2 separate regions of the Homo sapiens genome follow, and region 1 is linked to region 2. Evidence: chromatin loops called from intact Hi-C (ENCODE). Cell type or tissue: B cell. All regions are shown on one strand. Links, peaks and the distances in the headings refer to the core of each region. The heading gives the core; the rest is flanking DNA.

What was found. Hi-C counts contacts between places; a loop is a spot of excess contacts. Peaks named below come from ENCODE experiments on the same cell type or tissue, not always from the same donor. Only the 100,000 strongest peaks of a DNase experiment are listed, where the experiment ranks them.
Region 1: it touches region 2 in a loop (16-fold over the local background); 2 of 110 quality-filtered maps call a loop at or near these places.

The regions. Positions count from the first base shown.
Region 1 is chr17:13,590,959-13,598,958 of GRCh38, reverse strand. The region is part of intron 1 of HS3ST3A1 (heparan sulfate-glucosamine 3-sulfotransferase 3A1); the gene reads left to right. Among named protein-coding and RNA genes, the nearest start is that of HS3ST3A1, 7.0 kb to the left of the region's middle. In B cell, for the core only: CTCF peaks have their summits at 1,062 (motif pointing left), 3,821 and 4,023 (motif pointing left); DNase peaks (open chromatin) are centred at 1,018 and 3,998; H3K27me3 peaks cover 658 bases.
Region 2 is chr17:15,495,511-15,511,594 of GRCh38, reverse strand. The region is part of intron 4 of TVP23C-CDRT4 (TVP23C-CDRT4 readthrough); the gene reads left to right. It also overlaps a transcript of TVP23C not described here and the pseudogene PPIAP53. Among named protein-coding and RNA genes, the nearest start is that of CDRT3, 33 kb to the right of the region's middle. In B cell, for the core only: a CTCF peak has its summit at 8,607 (motif pointing right); a DNase peak (open chromatin) is centred at 8,614; H3K4me3 peaks cover 805 bases.

The DNA.
Region 1 (8,000 bases), core at 1-8,000, 1.9 Mb after region 2:
TTTCAAGCTGACTGTCTGAAACATCTAACACTATGTTGGGCTCTGAGGTGCTATTAAATATGGTGAAATATTTAGTACTAAAACCCTTTATTTTCCTTTTGCCATATAAACTTTATTTCCACAAAGTAGGATTGTTTCTTCTTATTCCAGAAATGAGTATTTGAGGGCACGGTGTATCTGCAGACCTGGATCTTATTTTCCATGGACCTTTCTGAGCTCCTGTAAGGGGAGGAAGGTTTCAAGGTAACTAGAAACACAAGTAGTTTTTTAAAAAAAAGAAAGAAAGAAAAAAAAAGAGTCATAAACTTGTAGGCCACTCTTTCCTTTGGAAACTGAATGCATGCTATAAAGTAAATCTCTTCTTGGATTGTTTACTGCAGCAGAAGAGTTTTGTAAAGCAATTTATGGTGGTCACAAAAATAACTGCACAGTAGACTTCACGGTTTGCTGAATTTAATTTTCTAAGTGTTGGAGCAATGTCTTTGTTTTCCCATTTGCAGTGGTTTTTTATTGGATGCATAAATTTACGTTTAACTCAATTACATAGGAAACTTATTTTAAAAAAATCCAACCTATGGAGCCTGGATTATGTGATTATTTAATGAAATTTCCCCACAGTTCTCTTTCATCTTGGCTCTGAACTTGGAGTTTGATGTTTGTGAGCAAGACTGAAGGCTCGTCTATGAAAAAAAAATCTCCCACCCAGAATGCCACTTAAATATTAAGTGCATTTTAGCTACTTATATTTAGCTAATAGTTTAGAACAGGGGATTCAGTTAGACCTGCATGAGTCAGCCCAAACTTTGCAATACAGGATTTGTACCACACACTTATGACCACACTATCACAGACACACACACGAACAGAAATAAATTCCAGATATTTGCACCCAGCAGTGAATTATGGAAGAGAAAAACCTATATAATTATTTTTAGGTGTACATTGACACGGGAGAATCCTAAAAGGTCTAGCCTTTTTTTGCCCAGTGAAATCACTCAGTTAGCCATGATAGTTTGTGGTGGCAGTGCCACCTACTGTCCTCACAAAGGGACAAATCTGCTGCAATTAGCAAGTTTGAAGAAAGTGTCTTGGAGAATGAGTTTGTCAGTTAGAAATACCTGTTGCTGAACTTTTTCAGTCAATTACTCTCACTGGGAAGAAAATAAAATACTTTATGAAGTTTTTTCCAAGAGTGAAGTAATAAACACTTCCTTCATTTGAGCACATTTGTAGTAAAGATAAAGAAAATATTTATTATTCAAAATCTCTAGAAAGAAAATTATTCTCACTAATTTAAATGTCCTAATAGACTTTCTCTAAAATAAATAAAACAAAGGCAAATTTTTATATGCTGAGAAACTCGACCCTGGTGGAGTTTAAAAAAAAACACTCCTCATTACTTAATTTAGCAGACATGATATCACTAAAACAAATGTCTGTGGCTTGCATGTCACGGTAAAGCAGTCCCTTGCAATGAATAGTGTCCATTTCTCTTGTATGTATGGTGGCTTCATAAAGGAAAGGAAAAAGTTTCCTTAGCTTCAAAACATTGAGATCTTTGCTGGAAGTCAGGACCGAATACCTCTACTGTAGTTCAAGAGCAGGCGAGCTTAGAATTTAATAAGGAGGCTCTCTTCTGCTTGTTTCTGTCTGTACCAACTAAAAGGTATGTCTCTTTTTTCTTGTAAGCTAAAAGATACTTATTAATAAAGTAGTTAAATATGTGTGTACACATACACATACATATGTATGTATATAAATGTTTAGATTCAATAATATTTCAGTCTATTATTTTGGTACAAGATAGGAAATATTTATTATCCAGTCTCTTACACTAGCATGTCTATTTCTTATATTTCAGTTTCTTTTCTTTAGCCAAATCTGGACAATTTCAGCAGAGAAGGACATCACTAGAATCATTTTATTCTAGAGCATACAGGAAGATCAAAGATTGTCCAGCTCACAGTTTAGGAGCTAGTGCTCCCCTGACTTCATCCAAATTTGAAATTTTCTGGCCTCGAACGATCATGGCCCCGTTTTTCAAGTCCATTAGAGAGGCATACTGAGCAGAGGCCCTTTCGATTCCTAGGAGGAGAAATTGGCATTTCGTAGCAGCTGGGAGCAGCTGCAAAGTCCCTCCATGTGCAGTTTCCCACCCTCCTGTACTGTGCAAGCCCCTTCTGTGTGAAGAGTTTGAAATGAAATCCGAGCCACGAAGCTGCAGTCTGGCCGCCCATGCAAGGTCATGTGGACTGATGGCCAAGGGCGCTCTGTCCTTAGAGCAGAGGAAAGAACATTGGGAATAGATGAGGGCTAGGAAGAGAGTGAGATGTTACTTTGGACTCTGAGTCTAGCGTACTTGTCTATAGAAGTTCTCAGTACCTAGACATTCCCCACCTGGTCACAGGCTGGGGACCCAAAATACTGTCATCTAGTTTGCTAAATGTCTGAACTCTGGGCTCATCCCCAATAGACAACCAGAAGTGCAAGTTGATCAGCCTAGTTCCTCTGTGTGTGTGTGTGTGTGTGTGTGTGTGTGTACGCACGCGCACACCCTCACACATGCGGGAGCAGACACCGAGAAGGCAGGGACAATGATGGAATTTATGAGAGGAAAGTTACCAAGTAGTTGGGGAATTTCTGAGCAATATTGGACATCCTGAGTAGGGAACAGTTTGGGGACACTATTGAGATCATAGTCCGGGCATTAAACAACACCAAAAACACTTGGTAGAGCTTGGACTGGAATGCCTTGTGTGAATGGATATTCCTTTACAGGGATGAGATTTATAATACGCTCTTATACTTTATGTGAAATTCACAGACTTCCATGAAAATCCACCACTACGTTATAATCTCCTGCCTGCTCTTTAAAAAGAAAATACCCTGGCCAAAATATTTGTCTCCTTTAAATAAGTCTGTTGATTGGCCAGGAAAGAATAAGTGCCAAATCTGTATTTTGGCAGGGTCATGGGAATGAAATAAGCCTGTGTAATTAATGACAATAGGGGCTAACCTCACATAGACCAGATGCTTACTTCATGAGAAGAGTGTTGCAGAGCAAACAAAACTCTCTGATATCAACAACAACAACAACAACAACAACAACAACCAAAAAGGCCTCGTATCTCTCCGGGACACAGTTGAACAATTGCAAATTGCAATCACCATCAGTCAAATTGCTGGGCCCAGTCGGGAACTTGATATTCTTAGCTCGTTTCCTTAGGGGGAAATCTTCCTCCACCAAGTGATAGTAACTTGGCTGAAAAAGAGCATCGTTTCTTGGTATGGGTTTCCTAATGATAGTAAACTCCAAGCTTTTAGAAAATTTGTTCTGCTTAAGCGATGAGTTGCAATTGTGAACATAAGGTTTCTTATTAAATATGTGCCTCTAATATGTAATCAGAGGAAATTGTACTCCCTCATCTTTGCATTTTATAAGGATGTCTTAAAAATGCTTGTCAGCACTTTAAAACCTTTGCTAATTTGATACAGTTTAAAAATCTCTCTGGGGGATATTTATATAGTGAATAAATAAACTGTTGTGAAGCCAAAATTTAGAAATTGAATTTATGAGAGGAATGTTATTAAGTAATTGGGGAACTTCTGAGCAGTATTGGACATCCTGAGTAGGGAAGAATTTGGGGGGCACTGTTGAGATCATATTCCAGGCAATGCTGAGTTAGTGAATGGAAGCCTTTCCCCAGTTTCTTGCCTTCGTGATGTAACTCTTGAATTTTTGCCTTACTATGTGGTCATGATTCTTCAGGCCCCTAAAAACTTACATTTATCCTAAGATTGCCCGACTGTATTACAGAAATTCAGAACTGGCCTGTTTCAGTTGTCTGATGACAATAAATGTGAAAAGAGACGGGGAAGTGTTTAATTAACAATGAAGTTTAGTACTTGCCGTCGGGAGTTCGAGAGACATTCTTGCAAAGGTTTCAACACAAACTATTCACCGACTCGAACAGCCCGCTTTGAATGTGATATGTAGCGCCACCTAGTGGGAGGAGGAGTCAGGAAGGAACCCCTAAAGGGAGAACTTTGAAAAACCTCATCATGATAGAGCATATTTGCAGTCTCAATTTAAAAAAGAAACTACAGCAGCAACAAAAGCTTGTGTTTAGGTAGCACTTATAGCAAGATGATCTGTCTAGTAAGGATGAGCTGCACTTTGCCTTTTTTTCAAGCAAGGATAATTCACTTCTTTTAGGCAGGGAATTTATTCTTTGGAGAGAAATAAGAGATTTGGCTTCACAATAAACTGAAAACCAAGATATAAATGATTAGGGGATTTATATTAAAAATGCCTATGACTGAAAGGAATACCATATGCCCCAGATTACTTTTGTTAGTGTGTTTTGCCTCTGTGTCTGAAAGCCAGCTTCAAATGAAAATACTTCCAGATGATTTTATTTCAACATCAGTAATGCAGGCCTGTTCCTTCCCCTGTGTGGCTCTGGAGGAGGATCCTGTCATTCTAAACAGAAGCCTGTTTAACCCTTAAGGTGCCTGAGATGCCCTGTTGAGAATCCTGTCCACCACACACGGGACAGCTTCACAGGAAAGCGCTTTGAGAGTTCCGACAGGACAGGCGTTTCTGCGCCTGCAGTCCAGGGCCTGGGAGAGCAGGCTGGGATGCAGGGTGGTGGTCAGGTTAAAGGAAGGCAGGATGAAAGGGACAAATAGGACAGATTGAGTGGAGAAACTGACAGACACCACCTTAACCAAGTGACCAAGGTTAGCATTCCCTGTTGTGTTGAGATCATGATCCCCGATATAATACAATAGGATGGCACTTCACCTGTGCGGTAATCTTCCCCCAAATCCGTAACCCCAGTATAGCCCTGAGAAAACATTAGACGAACACTGATTGAGGGGCATTTTACAAAATACTTGACCAGTACCCTTCAAAAGTGTCAGGATCATACAAAACAACGCCAAGACCGCTAAGCTATCCCAGATGTGGGGAGACAAAAGTGAGTCATTACTAACAAGTAAACACGAGGGTGCCCTTGGTCGGATCCTGGGTCTGAACTAAGGCATTTATGGGAAAACTGGGGAAATGTGGATAGTGTATGCAGTTTAGTTAATAACATTATACCAACGTCAGTTTCTTGGTTTTGATCGTTGTACTGTTCTAGGGTTATGATATCCCCTAAGATGATCATTTGGGTGAAAGGAGTATGCGAATTCTCTGTGCTATTTTTCACAATTGTAATATCTAAAATGATTCTAAAATCAAAGGTGAAAACAGCAAAGAAGGCAGGAGAAGCCTAACAGGCGTTGAAGGATGAGGGCTCATACTGAAATCCTGTCTGTGCCGATTCTCTTTTATTCCGTGTTTCTTCTTTCCTTTCCTTCAGAAGGGCCCCCAGGATGGGCCCACCAGCTTCCCCTCCCCTGCCCCGCACCTGTTGCTTCCAGACATGCTGATCTTTCCCTCAGCTGATTTCATAATCATATTGGCTCACGGCTCCCTCCTACTCTCTTGTTTCCGAACCAAGCACAGAGACAGTTTTGTATTCCTTTCTTTCTGTCTTCTATGGCAGGCAAATGTAAAGTGAAGAAGGTGTGAAAGGTTCCCCAAAGCTTCCTGTCATAGAGAACAAAAACGTTGATGTAAATGACAGGTCTCTGAGGACACAAAGAGCTAAAAACTAAAATAAGGGTCAGAGGAAAATCAGACTTGGGCGTATGACTTTTTTTTTTTTTTTTTTTTGGCTACAAACATAGAAGGAACAGGTGTCAGTGGTTGAAAGCTGGTTATAGGGAAAATAGATAGGGCCAGAGCTGTGGATGCACCTTATGGCAAAGATGACAACACGGTCCCAATTTTCCAGGCCAGCTTAGTAATTTTATCTGCTTACTTCGCTTGTTTTAACCTTTGTTGTAGACACTTTGGGTTATGAAACTTTCCATAGGAGCAAAACAGACCTGGAACAATTAACGCATTCAAGGAAGAGGCAGGAAGAGAGAAAGTGCAACCTTCAGACCTCTGGAGGATCAGTTTCTTTGCACCTTCTAACTATGCAGGTTTATTCCACTGGAACTGCTCAGCCAGACTCCCAGCTTTATCAGACTCAAAGTTCCTGTCTAGGTGGTGTGCTGTCGTTTTCTGCTTCTGTTTTTAAATACACAGTTATGTTTATCTGGGCTTCTGGTTGACTAGAGTAATGAAAATCTCCCTCAGAACATTTCCTCTGATATTTTTAACAACTGTAAAAATAGTTTTATCCACATTACATTTTTACTTAAGCAAAACAAAACAACACCCACGCCATCAAGAGACTCCAAGAAACTAACAGTATTTTCTTTGAATCGTTCATTCACTTATCTTTATTGGATCCGTTTTATCAACTGCTTTCGTGCAAGGGATAGACTGCAAATGCTTATGTAGTTAAAAATAATTTCTGTGATTTAATACCATTCTCTACTTGTTTGGCATTTTTCCATTTTAGTGGCTATACACTTTTCTTCATGCGTTTTAGCCTTTTTTAAAATAGCAAAATAATTGGACCCCGCGGTATATCTTTGATGAAATCTATCATTTTAGAGGTGAGGTGATATTAACTGTATTTGTTGAGGCTACACTATGTGCTGGATGATGCGGAATGATCTGTTGCTTGTAGTCTGATGTTATTAATAGGATTTATATTTTTATGCAGGTCCTATCATTTTCTACATTTTATAGATCAGAAAAGAGGCTCAGAAAGATGAAATAACTTGTCCAAGATCATAGAACTATGTAGGTCATAGAACTACTGCCAAACCCAGATTCACCCACCTCCAGCATGCCAGAGCCTCACCACTGGGGTGAATGGTCTCTGTGATGGTCTCTGGCAGAACTGCCCAGAGGTAGTTCTTGCTACCTGCCTACATAGCAAGCCATCAATGTCTCAAAGATGCAGGGGATTGAAAGGCTGCCCCATGTGGTAGAGTGACTTGGACATTCTGATCTTGGACCTTTAGTTAGAAAATTGGGCAGCACGTTAGGGCCAGGTGTGGTGGCTTATGCCTGGAATCCCGGCACTTTGGGAGACAGAGGCAGGCAGATCACTTGAGGGCAGGAGTTCGAGACCAGCCTGGCCAACATGGTGAAATCGCATCTCTACTAAAAATACAAAAATTAGCCGGATGTGGTCGTGGACGCCCTGTAATCCCAGCTACTCGGGAAGCTGAGGTACAAGAATTGCTTAAGCCCAGGAGGCAGAGGCTGCATTGAGCTGAGATTGCGCCACTGCACTCCAGCCTGGGCAACAGAGTGAGACTCTGTCCCAAAAAAAAAAAAAAAGAAGAAGAAAAAAGGAAATTTGGGCAATACATTAAAATATGGTCATAAAAGTGAATTTTTAAAAGTATTTAAATACCTCTGTTAGTCAATTGGCCTATTATGGAATAACTAAAACCGCCTTCATTTTTGTCAACTTTTCTCCCTTTTTCTCTAAAGAAGTTGTCTGATCACAGAACTTATCTTGTTGAACATATTAGAAATCTTGTGTCATTCAATTGATTTTTCCCCCATTTATTACAAAATAACAATAACCACTAAAAACACTCTCCAAACTGCTATGTGAGAAAGCCAATATGTTGTCAGAAATGTAATCAGAGCTGGGTGCGGTGGCTCATGCCTGTAATCCCAGCACTTTGGGAGGCTGAGGTGGGCAGATCACTTGAAGTCAGGAATTCGAGACCAGCCTGGGCAACATGGTAAAACCCTGTCTCTACCCAAAATACAAAAGATTAGCCGGGTGTGGTGGCCATGCCTGTAATCCCAGGTACTCCGGAGGCTGAGGTAAGAGGATGGCCAGAGCCCGGGAGGCAGAGGTAGCAGTGAGCCAAGATCTCACCACTGCACTCCAGTCTGGCTGACAGAGTGAGACTCTGTCTCAAAAAAAAAAAAAAAAGAAAAGAAAAAGAAAATAAATGTAATCAGAAGGACGCTTGCTGAATCTGGAATTGGAGCAAGGAGAGCTGAGGCCTGCGTGCCGTGGCTA
Region 2 (16,084 bases), core at 4,588-12,587:
AATCATCTCTTTCAGTTTCTTAACCATGCAGAAACCTAAAATTGTAGGGCTCCCAGAAACTCTACTAGTACTTTAAATTTCTTAATGATTCAAATTCTTTAGGACCTAAAACCAGTTGTTTGGATTCCTAGAAACGGCAGTAACTTTTAGGATGCTGCTGTATTAATGAATTACAATTAAGGCTTCCAGTGGGGCAAAATTGATGCCTTTAAGATCAGGGACTCTGTCTTTATTATGGTGACACATGGGAGTGAAATAGAGCCCTTGTTCTTGATGGCACTGAGCACTTTCACTTCTGTAATGTCATTGTTTGCTCATAATAACCTCTCACATTTGTCTGGCTCTGTGGTTTTTAAAGCTCTTTGAATTTGGTCTTGTATTTTATTTTCATAAAACCTCTCTACTGTAGACCGGGTACCTGTGATTAACATTTATGATCCTGTTTCCCTAGCTATGAAATGCAGGAAGGGGCTTGTCTAAGGTCCCATGACCTGTGGGTGGCTGCCTCTTCCATTATCTTTTTTTTTTTTTTTTTTTTTTTGAGACGAAGTCTGGCCCTGTCACCCAGGCTGGAGTGCAATGGTGCAATCTCAGCTTACTGCAACCTCTGCCTCCCGGGTTCAAACGATTCTCCTGCCTCAGCCTCCTGAGTAGCTGGTATTACAGGCACCTGCCACCACGCCTAACTAATTTTTGTATTTTTAGTAGAGATGGAGTTTCACCATATTGGCCAGGCTGGTCTCGAACTCTTGACCTCATGATCTGCCCTCGGCCTCCCAACGTGCTGGGATTACAGGCATGAGCCACTGCACCTGGCCCCATTATCTTTTTAAAAATAAAAAGGGCCAGTGATAACTGCTTTTCTGTTTGTTTAAGAAAATATATGAATATGTATAAAAGCACTGACATGTTGCTAGAACTTGGTAAATGGTAGTTATTATTATCCTATTGTCTCATTTAATATGGGTAATCATAGAGGAATTAGTGGCTTTTTGGTGACATACAGGCCATTGCAGAGTTGGAACTATGACTAAGGTAACTGGGCTCTTAGCCAGCTGTTTTCACCAGCCGTTTATAAGCATTCCCTTTTCTCCCCAGACTGGCCAACGTCTGGTATTTTTTGACTTAATAGTAGCCATTCTGACTGGTGTGAGATGGTATCTCATAGGTTTTGACTTGCATCTCTCTGATAATTAGTGATGGTGAACATTTTCTCATGTTTATTGGCCGCTTGTACGTCTTGTGTTGATAAGTGTCTGTTCGTGTCCTTTGCCCACTTTTTATGTGGTTGTTTGCTTATTTCTTGTTGATTTGTTTGTTAGCTCAAGTCTTAGTCCCTCGGGTCTCACCATCATCTTCCTCCAGCCCAGCTCTCTTCTCTACTTCCTCCTCTGGAACTCCTCACTAGAACCCCGAAAAAAGCAAACAGAAACATTTCCTGAATGCTTGCTGCAAATCAAACACAATTCTAGACATGGGCGATGCAGAGACACAGGCCAGCTGGCCACCACATGTCATTCATTCTAAGTAGCACTTTTGCTGTTTTTTTAAAAAAGTCAACGTCTCCGAAATCAGGGTATGTCTTACCACTCATAGCCCATTGGCAGGTTCTTTTCTTTTTTAGAGGTACTTGAAACAATGATTCATTTTACAACCATGGCATCTTAGGTTTGTTGAAATATAATAGTTTCTCCCTTCAAGGAACTTACAGTCTGCCTTCAGGGTGAGGCAAGAGCACAGTAAGAGCCAAGTGAGAGCATGCCATGTGAGCCAGGGAAGGAGCACTTCCTTCTAACCTGGAGCATCAGAGGGGTCTCCCTGATAGGGGAGGATCTGAACTAGAGCTTGAAGGATGAGTGGATTTTTCTGTATTTTTCCCTTGCTCTGTCGCTCAGGCTGGAGTGCAGTGGCACAATCATGGCTCACTGCAACCTCCATCTCTTAGGCTCAAGCGATTCTCTCACCTTGGCCTCCCAAATTGCTGGAACTACAGGTGTGAACCACTGTGCCCAGCCAGATGAATGGAATGTTAATAGGCAGAGGAAGGATGGAAGGGCATTTTACTGTCAGGGATCTGTATAAGCAAAGACCAAGAAACTCGCAAAGGTGCAGCTGGTAGGAACCACCACTTGGAAAGAAGGTGCGGTCAGCGCTGATATTCAGCACTCCTGGCTGTCAACTTTCTAAAGTATTTCCTGACTAGTTGTAGCCAGCAGCTGCTCCAGGCCTCCCAAGTGCATCCTGTCCCCTGGGCTGTCCCCCTACCACCTCCCCTTGGTCCAGCAACTAAGGGGTTTATGTGGGCTGAACCCAGAGCCTCCAGGTCCTTCTGACTGGTTGGTTGGTGCCAGGCGCCTCCCTCTGTTAGAGGTTGTGTTTATTACTCTGGTTGGAGGACAACCCTGGGAGCTGATATAGCAAGAAAACCTCCCTGAAACCAGATCAGAGAATGACAGACAGGCGCTGTGGGCCAGGACTTTGGCCGCCAAATCTTTAAAATTGTGCCCTTCCACATTTGCTCATGCATCCTCAGTAACTGCATATTTATTTACTAATGTAAACAGCTATTACTGTGCCTTCATGTAAATCTAAAACATACCCCAAAATAGAAGTTAAAAAATGAGATAAATAAAAACTGAAGTCAGAACATTTTCTGTCCCCAGTGCAGTGACTCATCGGGGTCTTTCCCCCTGGCAAGTGCCCCTAGTTTACCAGGGTGCTGTCTAGACACTGGAGAGGCTGGGGCTGCAGTGAAGTTGCTCTTCACGTTAGAGGCATGAGGAACACAGGGAAGGAAATAGCGATAAGAGACAAGACCAAGAAGTAGATCCAGAAATACCCAGAAGTATTTTTAAACATTACAACCATACCTTGGCCCATGCTCGTTTGTAAGCTATTAGTGGGTCATTTTCCTGGTCCCAGAGCAGTACTGCACAATGTAAATGCGTGACTCAGTAAGGTGGTGGAGCTTTGGGTATGGTGAGAAGCACCAGCGAAGCCACAGGGAGGGGAGCAAAGGCATGTGAGTCCTAAGGGAAGAGCGACTGGAAGTTGGGACTCCCCAGTCCTCCGAGGAACAGGAGGGGTGCTCTTGGCCAGGTGGGAGCAGGGTGTGTGAGCATCTGCAGGACCTGAGCGGGATGCTGCCTACCTTGGCCCATTTTGGCCGGGCAGTTACATGGGGTCTGAGTAGAAAGCCTCATCCTATGATTTCTCTCTATTCCTTCCAGAGGGCTTTGGGGACAGGACAAAGACCACAGAAGCCCAGCTCTGTTTTTCCTTCCTTTCTCATCTCCAATGAGGGGCAGGTGGGGTGGCTGTTAGAGGGAGGTGGGCAAGAGAATCAGAGTACACCAGGGTCAGGTGGAGGTCATGGAGCCAGTCCTCACCAACTGAGAGATGCCTTCAACCCAGCAGAGGAGTACCTCCTAGGGATGCAGTCAGTCCATGGGACGCATATGCAGCTTGGCCTCTGGGTTGATCTGACTGAATGGTCAGACCACAAGTATTTACAAAGGTCCTGAGCCTGCCTATGTCAAGAGATGATTCTCCTTGCCTGGCTAGTAACTAACACTTAATAAACATTACAATATGGCAGTCACTATGCTAACACTTTCACCTACTCATTCATTTACTCCTTACATGAACTCGAAAGGAGTGGTACTATTTTTATCCCCACTTTACAGATACGATGGAGGCATAAGAGGCTATAGACTTTCTTTTTTTTGTTATTTAGTTTTTTCTTTTCTTTTTTTTGAGATGGAGTCTCGCTCTGTCACCCAGGCTGAAGTGCAGTGGCGCCATCTCGGCTCACTGCAAGCTCCGCCTCCTGGGTTCACGCCATTCTCCTGCATCAGCCTCCCGAGTAGCTGGGACTACAGGCACCCGCCACCAGACCCGGCTAATTTTTTTGTATTTTTAGTAGAGATGGGGTTTCACCGTGTTAGCCAGGATGGTCTCGATCTCCTGACCTCGTGATCCGCCTGCGTCGGCCTCCCAAAGTGCTGGGATTACAGGCGTGAGCCACCGCGCCCGGCCTATTTAGATTTTATTTCATATTCATAAACTTAACTCTACAATCCAGCTAGGCATGGAAGGGAACAAGGAAAACATGGAACCCAAAGGGAACTGCAGCAAGAACACAAAGATGACAGGATAGTGTGAGCAAATGGGGTGGAGGGTGCTCTCTCTGAGCTACAGAAGGAATGGTCCAGTGGTTAAGATAAAGCGTAAGTGAAACTTATTAGAGTTGTCCAGTCAGCAATGGTGATCTTCTTGCTGGTCTTGCCATTCCTGGACCGAAAGCGCTCCATGGGCTTCACAATATTCATGCCTTCTCTCACCTTGCCAGAGACCACCTGCTTCCCATTCAACCACGCTGTCTTGGCAGTGCAGATGAAAAATTAGGAACCGTTTGTATCGGGTCCTGCATTTGCCATGGACAAGATGTCAGGACCTGTATGCTTTAGGGTGAAGTCCTCGACATCAAATTTCTCCCCGTAGAGGCACCAGTGCCATTATGGCATGTGAAGTCACCGCCCTGACACATAAACTCTGGAATAATTCTGTGAAAGCAGGAACCCTTATAACCAAATCCTTTCTCTCCAGTGCTTAGAGCATGAAAGTTTTCTGCCGTCTTTGGAATCTTGTTTGCAAACAGCTCAAAGGAGATGCGGCCCAAGGGCTCCCCGTTGATGGCGATGTTGAAGAACATGGTGGGGTTGACCACGGCTGATAGTGTGTTCTAGTGGGTTCTTGGTCTCACTGACTTCAAGAATGAAGCCGCGGACCCTCGCGGTGAGTGTTACAGCTCTTAAGGTGGCGCGTCTGGAGTTTGTTCCTTCTGATGTTCGGATGTGTTCGGAGTTTCTTCCTTCTGGTGGGTTCGTGGTCTCGCTGACTCAGGAGTGAAGCTGCAGACCTTTGCGGTGAGTGTTACAGCTCATAAAAGCAGCGTGGACCCAAAGAGTGAGCAGTAGCAAGATTTACTGCAAAGAGCAAAAGAACAAAGCTTCCGCAGTGTGGAAGGGGACCTGAGCAGGTTGCCACTGCTGGCGCCCACAGCCTGCTTTTATTCTCTTATTTGGCCCCACCCACATCCTGCTGATTGGTAGAGCCCAGTGGCCTGTTTTGTCAGGGCGCTGACTGGTGCGTTTACAATCCCTGAGCTAGACATAAAGGTTCTCCAAGGCCCCACCAGAGCAGCTAGATACAGAGTGTCGACTGGTGCACTCACAAACCCTGAGCTAGACACAGGGTGCTGATTGGTGTATTTATAATCCCTGAGCTAGACATAAAGGTTCTCCAAGGCCCCACCAGAGCAGCTAGATACAGAGTGTCGATTGGTGCACTCACAAACCTTGAGCTAAACACAGGGTGCTGATTGGTGTATTTACAATCCCTGAGCTAGACATAAAGACTCTCCACGTCCCCATCAGACTCAGGAGCCCAGCTGGCTTCACCTAGTGGATCCCGCACCGGGGCTGCAGGTGGAGCTGCCTGCCAGTCCTGCGCCGTGCGCTCGCACTCCTCAGCCCTTGGGTGGTCGATGGAACTGGGCGCTGTGGAGCAGGGGGTGGCGCTCGTCGGGGAGGCTTGGGCCGCACAGGAGCCCATGGAGCGGGTGGGAGGCTCAGGCATGGCGGGCTGCAGGTCCCGAGCCCTGCCCTGCAGGAAGGCAGCTAAGGCTCGGTGAGAAATCGAGCACAGCGCCGGTGGGCTGGCACTGCTGGGGGACCCAGTACACCGTACGCAGCCGCTGGCCCGGGTGCTCATTGCCCGGGGCAGCAGGGCTGGCCGGCTGCTCCGAGTGCGGGGCCCGCCAAGCCCACGCCCACCCGGAACTCCAGCTGGCCCGCAAGCGCCCTAGGCAGCCCCGGTTCCCGCTCGCCCCTCTCCCTCCACACCTCCCTGCAAGCTGAGGGAGTGGGCTCCAGCCTTGGCCAGCCCAGAAAGGGGCTCCCACAGTGCAGTGGTGGGCTGAAGGGCTCCTCAAGTGCCGCCAAAGTGGGAGCCCTGGCAGAGGAGGTTCCGAGAGCAAGCGGGGCTCTGAGGACTGCCAGCACGCTGTCACCTCTCAATAGTATGGGGCTCCCGGTGGCGGTGGTATCTGCAAAAGCCAAGACTTTCTTGAGTTATACAGGAAGGAAACAACAGTGCTGGGATTTGAACCCAGGAATGTCTCGATCTAGAATCTGTGCTCTAAACCAGTAGGCGTCACTGCCTGAGACTGGTGGGAGAATTGACATGTGCTCCACAGCCTTGTAGGTCCACCAACAAACTCCCAGCCCACCCACAGGCTCATCAACATCACCTTGGATCAAAGATTTCCATGAATATTGGAAAGACATATAGTCTGGATATTTTCTAAACACTGACATGCAGGGGTTTTTTTTGTTGTTGTTGTTTTGTTTTGCCTCCTTTGTTTTGCTGGATAGGTTTGCTTTAAATATTAAAGGAATAAAATGTCTAGGACTATAGCCCCATGGCTGCCTTCATTACCACTACCTCTTCAGTGTTGAGAACACACATGCGTTGAATGTGTAATCAGTATATAACTGTGGGTCTGTGTGGCCTGGGCTGTGCATGATGCTGACTCAAATAAACAGCGGTTTTATTGGACCCTCTCCTTCTTCCAGAAGAAGATCAATGGAAAGTACCTTCCAAGTTTTGGTCCCTCAAGAAGCCCCTGAAGGTCAGAGGGAGGGGAGGAAAATACCTTCTTGATGCACCAGAAATCACCTTATAAACCTCATCCTCCGTGGAGCACAGTGGCTCACACCTGTAATCTCAGCACTTTGGGAGGCTGAGGAGAGAGGATCATTTGAGGCTAGGGGTTTGAGACCAAGCTGGGCCAAATAGTGAGACCTTGTCTCTACAAAAAAATTTTAAAAATGTGCTGGGCATGGTGGTGCGTGCCTGTAGTCCCAGCTTGAGCCCAGGAAGTTGTGGCTTCAGTGAGCTGTGATCACCCCACTGCACTCTAGCCTGGGCCAAAGCACGAGACCCTGTCTCTTAAAAAAAAATTGTCTTTATTAAAATGATTCTCAGTATCCTTCATGCTACTGCAGCTGATTTCCAAAGCTGCCTCATCTTCCGCGCTCTCAACTCTTAATAAACCCATCCAAAGCGCAGCTCTTCTCTTCCAGCAACTCCTTATTTTTATGTTCATATCCAAGTAAATCTTAGCCTTGTCCAGAAGCAAAAGCCCCATGACCACGACTTCAATTCTGCCTCTCTTTTCTGGCCACTGCCTCTGTGTCACCAAACCCCAGGGACAAATTGGCAAAGACAAAGGTGGCTCTGAGAGGAAAAGGGAGGGAGAAAGGGTGTGAAACCCCACACATCATAGTCTTGTTCCTGTTGAAAATGCAGGAATATAAAGCCCAGTACCAGAGCTTCCCATTATTCAGGCCTAGGCTCCTGGTTCCTGGGCTGTCTAGTGGGTGAGGGCCCAGGGCCTGGAGGTGTTTCAGGATCCTCAGGCCTGATTTGGTGGACAGGACCATGTTCAGGGGAAAATGTGGGGATAGGGCTGCATGCTTGCTCTCAGGAGACTGGGCTCTTTTTTCTGAGTGTCCCTGAGAAACCATCCTTAGGTATTGGTACTACTCACAGGGTTGTGCCTAGCTTCCTGGCTTTGGAACTTCATTCACTTCCTCCCACCCTTCCCAGCCCTTCCATTCCCCCTCCCAAAAGGCTGACACCCACTCCTCCTAGAACCCTACCATAACTCACCATCCTACAAGAGCTTCCTTCTGTTTGGGATAGAACTTCGGTGGCCTGCATGCTAGCCATGAAGCCTTACGATGGCCTTTTCCTAACCATAACAACCACTTATTTCCACTTCATTTACTTTACATTTCCCTCTCCTCATAAGATTTCAGCAAACCATATACTTATAAGTCAACTTGCACAGAATCTCCTGCTAGCTTATTTTGGTGAACACAAAACTGAATGCAAAAATCCCCATCCTTCAAAGAATTTGACATTCTAATGTCACCAATTTTTCGACATGCTAATGCCAGCAATTTTTTTTGAAAGTTGAAATAGAACATAATAAGGCAACAAAACGAGACTAAGAGGGTTCTGCACCGTGTTCCAACAATCTTCAGTCCCCTTCACTGTTCATGTCTAAGCACTGAGGCGTTCTAAAGCAGGTCACCTTTTGCCTCAAGGACTTTTCTTGAAATATCATGGTCTTGCTCTGTCGCCCAGGCTGGAGTGCAGTGGCGTGGTCACAGCTCATTGCAGCTTCGACTTCCTGGGCTGAAGCGATCCTCCCATCTCGGCCTGTCAAGTAGCTGGAACCACAGGCGCGCCACTACACCTGGCTAATTTATTTTTATTTTATTTTTTGTAGAGACGGTCTCGCCACATTGCCCAGACTGGTCTGAAAGTCTTGGGCTCAAGAGATCCTCCCGCTTCCGCCTTCCAAAGCGCTGGGATAACAGGCGTGAGCCGCTGCCCGGGCCATCCCTCGAGGAAGTTTCATCAGGTAGACATTAATTCTTTCACGAGGATCACGGATCGAGCTCTTTACTGGAAACCTGCGCCCCGCCTTAGTTCTCCACCTCTTCGTGCGGCTCCAGGCAACTGCCAACAGATGGCGCCCGCCCGCCTATTTCTCTCCTTGCGGCTTTGGGCCTGGAGGGGAGGTGGGGAGAGTCCCAATAGCAGAGGAACTGGTGAGCCCGGGCCAAAATTTCATCTGGCATCCGGAATGCATTAAAAACAACCCACAAATCTGAAGCTCCTCGCAGGAGAGAGAGAGAGAGAGAGAGAGGAGAGAGAGGAGAGAGGAGAGAGGGAGGGAAGAGAGTGACGGAGAAGGAGAGAAAGAGACGGGAGAGAGGAGAGAGAAAGAGAGAGAGAGGAGAGAGAGAAAGAACGAACGAACAGGGAACTTGTAAAACTAAGGGGAAAAGGGCAGAAGAGAGGCAGCAGCGTGGTCCCTGCAAGCGTCCGCTTTCCTGGCCAAGCAGCCCCCAGCACGCCTGCTTTGTGGGGCAGGGCCATGCGGCCCCGAGGAAGGATGCGGTGAGCCAGAGGGTTCCAGACAAAGGAGGGGATCCCCAAGGCTCTGGGCCAGCCAGTCCCTGTTTTACTGGCACCACGGTCCCTCCTAGGCGAGGACGAAGAGGGAAGGGGTGGAGACCTCCACCTTCTCTGCGTGTGGCTGCGTCCCTTTACAGAATGACAGGCCCTTACTTCCGAGGGCGGGGACTAATGTGTAAGGCTTAACAGATCCAATTCCAGAAATTATCTGTGTTTTTTTCAATCACCCTCTTGTGCCCCCCCACCCCCCATTAAATTTCATCTTTTATCTTTTTTTGGGCCTTCGTAATGAAAAGTGGTTTTAAAGGTTGACCAGTTTTACTACTTAGTGCCTAACAGGCTGAGTGATTATACCGTTGAAGGAGGTCACAGCGGGAAGGACATGGAGAGAGATGGGGGGTCTGAGGCCTGGGGAGTGAGGTCTGGTTCCCTCTCCTCCCCTTGGAGCCAGAGGGCACCTTCGTGACTAAGAAGGGAGAGGATCTGGCCTTGTGCAGCTCTGCCCACTGAGAGGTAACACCTGTTCTCCAGCTGGGTGGCAGCTCCCTGAATCAGGCCAGTTTGTACTTTTTCACCTAACTCACATGATTTCCACTTCAGTCGCACTACCGCTGGCTGCCCCATTGTGGACAGCTTCATTAACCTCCGTTGCTCCTAAAGGCAGTCTTTTGATGGAAATGAGTGGCGGAAAAGGCTGAGAGCAACCAGGCCAGGCTCAGCCCACTTACTTACTATAGTTAGCCTCTCTGTTATGCCTCACTTACCCCAAGGACTCTCTGAGGAGTGGCCATTAGTCCTACAGCTCCTGAGTGCATATTGTGGCCAGTCCCACAAATGTGAAGTTCTCTTCTTTCCTCCGTGAGTCGTTGGGTCAAATAGAACTCTTGTTAATAGCTCACCAAGTCAGTTAAAGATTGGGAAGGTGGGCATTGTGAATTTGGGATTAAATAATGTCCAGGTGGTTAGAATGGACTTAAAGAGAAATAGAGAGGAAAAGGATCTAGTGGTCATAGTGAATCCCAAGTTGAAATGAGTCAACAGGAAGGGACAGTGATGAACAGGAAGGGACAGTGGGAAAACCCTGACAGAAATGCTTTAGCTACATCCTGTACCTTCCCACTTTTATTAGAAGATGCTTGATTTTTGTTCTAAGAAGGGAAATATGTATTCTAGGTTCAACAAGTTATAAATTCCTTAAGGGCAGACATCTTTTGCATCTCTCACCAGGTTTAAAAATTAATAATTGTGGCCAGGCGCGGTGATTCCCACCTGTAATCCCAGCATTTTGGGGGGCCGAGGTGGGCAGATCATGAGGTCAGGATTCCAAGACCAGCCTGGCCAACATGGCGAAACCCCGTCTACTAAAAATACAAAAATTAGCCTGGTGTGGTGGCGCACGCGTGTAATCCCAGCTACTCAGGAGGCTGAGGCAGGAGAATTGCTTGAACCTGGGAGGCGGAGGTTGCAGTGAGCTGAGATCACGCCATTGCACTCCAGCTCTGGGCGACAGAGCAAGACTCTGTCTCAGGGAAAAAAAAAAAAAAGAGTTTACAAGACATTTTCACACATGATAAATTTTCAGCAAATTCTTAGTGAAAGAATGAATAAGTAAATTATAGAATTAAAGTGATCTCACAAGTTCAAAGAGGTCAAATAGGAAGTCTACCATAATAATAAGCATATATTGCATGGCCTGAATTGTCAACCTTCCATGGCTGAGATCACTCACTTCTCCTCTTTATTTGCTTTCCATGTAACCACCTCTCCTTGGCTTATGTAATTTTTCTCTCCCCCTGATGAGGCAGAGTGAAGTGTTAATAGCTGGGATTTGGAGTCAGGCAAGTCCTAGGTTCGAATCCCAGTTGCTTCAGTGATCTTGACCAAATTGCTTATGTTCTGTTCTTTGTGCAGCAGTTCTGTGTCTATACAATGGTGGAGGGAGTGGGCTCTCCTGGGACAGCTATAAGGGTTAAGTAGGATGTGGAGGTGATAGAGCCTTGCAAAGTGTTCCAGGGTGGGCTGGTCATATTTCATAATATGCGGCACAGCTTAACACTTTCTGCCCATTACTTCCAATACAAATTGGTTAAAACAGGTGGTAACATGGTGGGTTGATATGTGGGACAGTTTTTAAAAAATCAGAATGGGCTGGGTGTGGTGGCTCACACCTGTAATCCCAGCACTTTGGGAGGCCTAGAGGCAGATCACGAGGTCAGGAGTTCAAGACCAGCCTCCTAACCAATATGGTGAAACCCTGTCTCTACTAAAAATACAAAAATTAGCTGACTGTGGTGGCGTACACCTGTAGTCCCAGCTACTTGGGAGGCTGAAGCAGGAGAATCGCTTGAACCCAGGAGGTTGAAGTTGCAGTGAGCCAAGATCGTGCCACTGCACTCCAGCCTGGGCGACAGAGCGAGATTCCACTTCAAAAAAAAAAAAAAAAAAAAAATCAGAATAGAAGCAGAGAAGGCATGCAGCTCCTTCTTTCCTGGAGCTGGGGCAATAGCCCAGGCTGGATCCCTGAACAAAATGTGGGCTCCGATCCTCAGAGGTTTTTCTCAGAAGGAGAGTTAATAGCCACCAGAGCAGGGAAGGTCTGTGATAGGGTTCGGGTGGCCTCTGTGATGTTCACAAGCATCCTGGCATGTGGCAGAGACCGGCTTTTCATTTGTTAAAGGAGACTCCTGGGGCACCTGCATCTCTGAGGGCAAATTACAACCCCACATATCCTAGAGGAAGATTTGTCATCCAGCCACCTGGAAAAAACACTCAGCAGTGTTGAAGACACACAAAACTACCCAGAATTTCTTTGGGGGCTTGAGTCATCACATTTCTGAGCTACTTTTACGGTGGGGAAACTGAGGCACTGGGTGATTTGCTGGAGGTCAAAGTTATGGCAGGAGCAACACAAGAATGCATGATCTGACAGAGTCTGTTTTCTTGCCCATGGGCAGACTCTGATCACGTTAAAAGGGGAGCCAGAACCGAGGTTGTTCACCCACTGGCTTAGAATATGATGCGGTGACAGTGGGGACGGTACCCTGGAGACACCCACTGAGAGTTTTTCTACCTGGGTAAATTAGGTCCGTTTGGTGTGAAGAGGACAGGTGGACTCCTTAGAAGGCGGCCCAAGGGGCTAGGGCATCAGAAGGGCCAGAGTGAGCCTGGAGGACCCAGCACACCACAGGGGCTGTTGCAGTGCTGGTGACACTCGGAACCTGTTGCCAGGGCAGGCGAGTAGCTGAGCTTGTCCTGGGATGAAACAGGCATGAGCTCTGGGAGCAGTTGGGATGTGGGCAGGCCATGGCCACCTCTGTGGTGCTGACTTCTTCCCAGTTGTCATTGCAAGTTTAATCAAGGACAGGGACCGGCGTGCAAGGGGCTCCTCTGGGCATTGGGCACTACCTGGGCTCTCTGAGTCCTCCATGCTGCACTTGCTTCCTGAATGGCATGGCTGAGCTCCAATAGCCTGACTCTGCAAGCTCACTTTTCTTCACTCCCACTTACCTTGTGCCCACCCTTCTATCCCTGTCTGACTCTGCTTTCCCTGTACAGCCCCACTCGTGGCACCTACCCACCTCAGCCGCAGCCTGCTGCTCTTCTGTCCTGTCTTTACCTGGTGTGGAAAGCCTGCAGAGCTGGGAATTATCTCCCATTTTCCCTCTAGACTCAGCACAAGGTAGTGATGGACAGCACAGACTCTAGAGCCAGTGATGGACATCAAATTCCATATCTGACACTGTGTGATTTGGGGCAGGTTACTCAGTCTCCCTGGGCTTAAGTTCATTTCCTCATCTGGAAAATGGGGATACTAATAGCATCTACATCACTGAGTTTTTGCTGGATTAAATGAGTTAATGCGTGTAAACTGCTTAGTTGGTGCTGGACACAGGGTAAATTGTCAGTAATGCTAGCTATTATTAACATCTTCCCATCTAGCCCTAAATCTGGCTCTCCTCAGGAAGTCCTGCTCTGTGGGAGAGGAATAGGGGCTGACAGGGTCAGTCTATGCCTAATCTTCCAGGCTAATAGTTTCCAAATGGGAAACCTTGCAGAGTGCTCAAAAACTTTTCTGGGATATGGGGAGACTTGAATTTCTGTGTCAGAGTTTGCTGTGTATTGACTAAACCTCATTGCCTTTTCCTTCCAAGCATGAGCTAGACTACATTTCCCAGCCTCCCTTGCTGGGACCACATGACTGCCTTTGGACGAATGGAGTCAGGGCAGCCATGATGCCATAATGTTGCCCCTTCCAGGTCTAGGTCTTAAGTCCCCTTGCACCATGCAGGCCTCAAGTCTTCCTCTCTTTCTCCATTCTTTGGTTAAAAGAAGAGGATTCCAAGGCCTTAGAGGATGAAAGGGCCATGAGATGGAAAGATCCTGCATCCTCAAATGAATGCAAGGGGCCAACGCCCTCTCTACCAAACCCAACATGAGAAAGAAAGAAACTTTATTCTGTCAAGCCACTGAAATTTGGGAGATATATTTGTTATAGAGATTCACCTGTATCATGTCAACTTCTATTAAAATTTATTTTAAAAATATCATCTTTTAAAATTCCCTATCTTTTGCTATGTTTCTCTCTCTCTCTCTCTCTATATATATATATGTATACACACACACACATATATATATGTTTTTATATATAGTGGTTTCCAAATGTTTTGATCACGTCATTAAAAAGTTTAATGCCCAAACTTTTTAATGACTTGTGATCAAAACATTTGGAAACCACTGCTCCAGACTATTGGAACCAACTTAATTCCTCACTCAGGGGCCAGTGCCCACCTGACTGAAGTCTCTTGTCCACTTACCTCTTTCCAATTACACTGTTATGTTTTATTTCCTTGCTGTGTCCTGCTGTCATATTGGAGAAAGTCAGTACTGGACAAACAAACAGCATCACCAGTTTTTTTTTGTTTTTTTGTTTTTTGTTTTTTTTTTTTTTTAGAATGATAGCAATGGATAAAAGTGGTCTGCACTAGGAATTAGAAGACCAGAGTTTTATTTTCAATTCTAACTGACTTGGTAACAATGGGTGGGGCACACTGTCTTTGGGTGTCTGAGTCCTTATCTGCAGAATGAGGTCCCTAGACTGGATAATTTTGGAAACACTTCTCAGTTCTAAGGTTTGATGAGCTCTGTAGTTGATTTATGTGAGTGGGGTGTGTGTATAATTTTGGGGTAAGCTTTAAAGGATGGCTTTAAAAATGATGGGAATTGTGTAGTTACGCCCTCTCCCCCTTGCCAGGAGAAAAAGACTTGCTTTGACTATAGCTATCACTTGTTGGGATTAACTTGCTGCTTTCTGGGAACTTGCATCTGTATGGAAATTTCAAGATAGAACTTGTCTGAAACTGCTTATTTTCTTCTATTGAAAAGGATCCACAGGCTTCTCAGAACTCCAGCTTCTTTTAACCACCTCCTCTTTCCAGTTCCTGCCTTCACCCTGGTTTCTGTAAAGGAACTTCTAGTGCTTCTGAAGACCCCAACGCTCAAATGATCTGTTCCAAGGAAACGTTCTAAATTACAGATGTTTGTTCTCGGTGCTCTCCAAATGTCTCTGAGGCCAAAGCACTTCTTGCATAGTCATTGAGCACGTGCTTGTATGGTAGTTAGAATGAAAGCCAAGGCAAAAATAGCTGTCCTCAGGTTTTGGTTTTTAATCGTCTGATGTTGGTGACTCCAGGGTAAGTATTTACGCACTTGAGCTTTGTTTGCCCCATCTATAGAATAAAAATCCACATTTTATTTTCAGCCTCTACATTTCTGCACAAATTTGGTGTGTAGGGTGGGTGGGGGTTGGCTCCCATTTTCAAGCCTTGTAACTTGGCTTTGCAAGAAAGGAAGCTTTGTTTATTATAATCATTATAGTATTACTATCATTGCTAGAGACTAGAGTCTCAATCCTGAGGTTCAGTTTCACTTAATACCAGAAAGCACAGTCTTACCAATTGAGAACTCAGTCACTTCAAGAATTTTCTGTGTTTCTTTCTTAAATTTAAGTCTAGAATTCTTCCACCTCCCAGTGTCCTTCAGGAAAGGTATCTGAGTTCGGACACCCATTATCTAACAGTGGGGCAGGGGTGGAGTGGGGTAGTGGTGAGAGATGTCAGTCATAGGGATGTAATAGGTCTGCACTGGTACCCAGTGATGTGTCCTTATCCCTGTCTGGTCTTGAGTCATGTGGTCCCCACTGTATCTGCTTTGGCATCCTGGCCTTCACACATCAGGTCTGCTGGCTCTCAGCTCCATCCCTGCTCCCCTCTGTGCTACATGGGAGAACAAACATGTGGCTGCTCCCTAACCCTGAAGGGTGTGTGGGACTCTATGAAGTTACTTCAGGCTCAGAAGCCTGGATACCCCATGCAGGATTGTCTACTCCACTCTCCTGGTGGCTGGTCTCTTTCCCATTGTGGGGTTGAAATATTATCACTTGAGATTAGAAGCTTCTTATGGAGGAGAGAAAGATGAAGGGGAAGCAAAAGAGTTGTTAAAAGATAAACTCAGGCGCATTAAAATGTTAACACCGTTATTTGAGCATTCAGCAGTTCATGAACTGGGCAGCACTGGATGACAGGTGTTTGGGTGCTACACAGCAGCGGCTTCAGGAGAACCTTTCATAAAGTGTTTAAGAAAGCAAGACAAAGAAAATATTTGATTGGTTAAAGTGGAGAGTCCCTAGATAGAGGTTAGTTGGCTGTTTCTGATTGGTTAGGCTTACGTTTTATTTCACTGCTTGCATTGAGTTGGGTTCTGATTTGCTTACGTAGGAACCCAAGATGCTGCAGCTGCCTCAGCCTGATAGCCTCCCAATTAATTATTTTAACACAGTTAAGCTTTGTTAGAAGGCCTCCTGCCCCCTGCTCTCTCTCACAAGGTTAACTACAAAGCACGAAGTTAGGAGGTGGATAAGAGAGCCCCCAAATGGCAGCAAGCCCACCTCTGAACTCCATTCCCTCCCAGTGGGAATGTTGCTTTTGCCTTGAAAAATCCATCTTCAAAATATCAATGTGATATATCACCC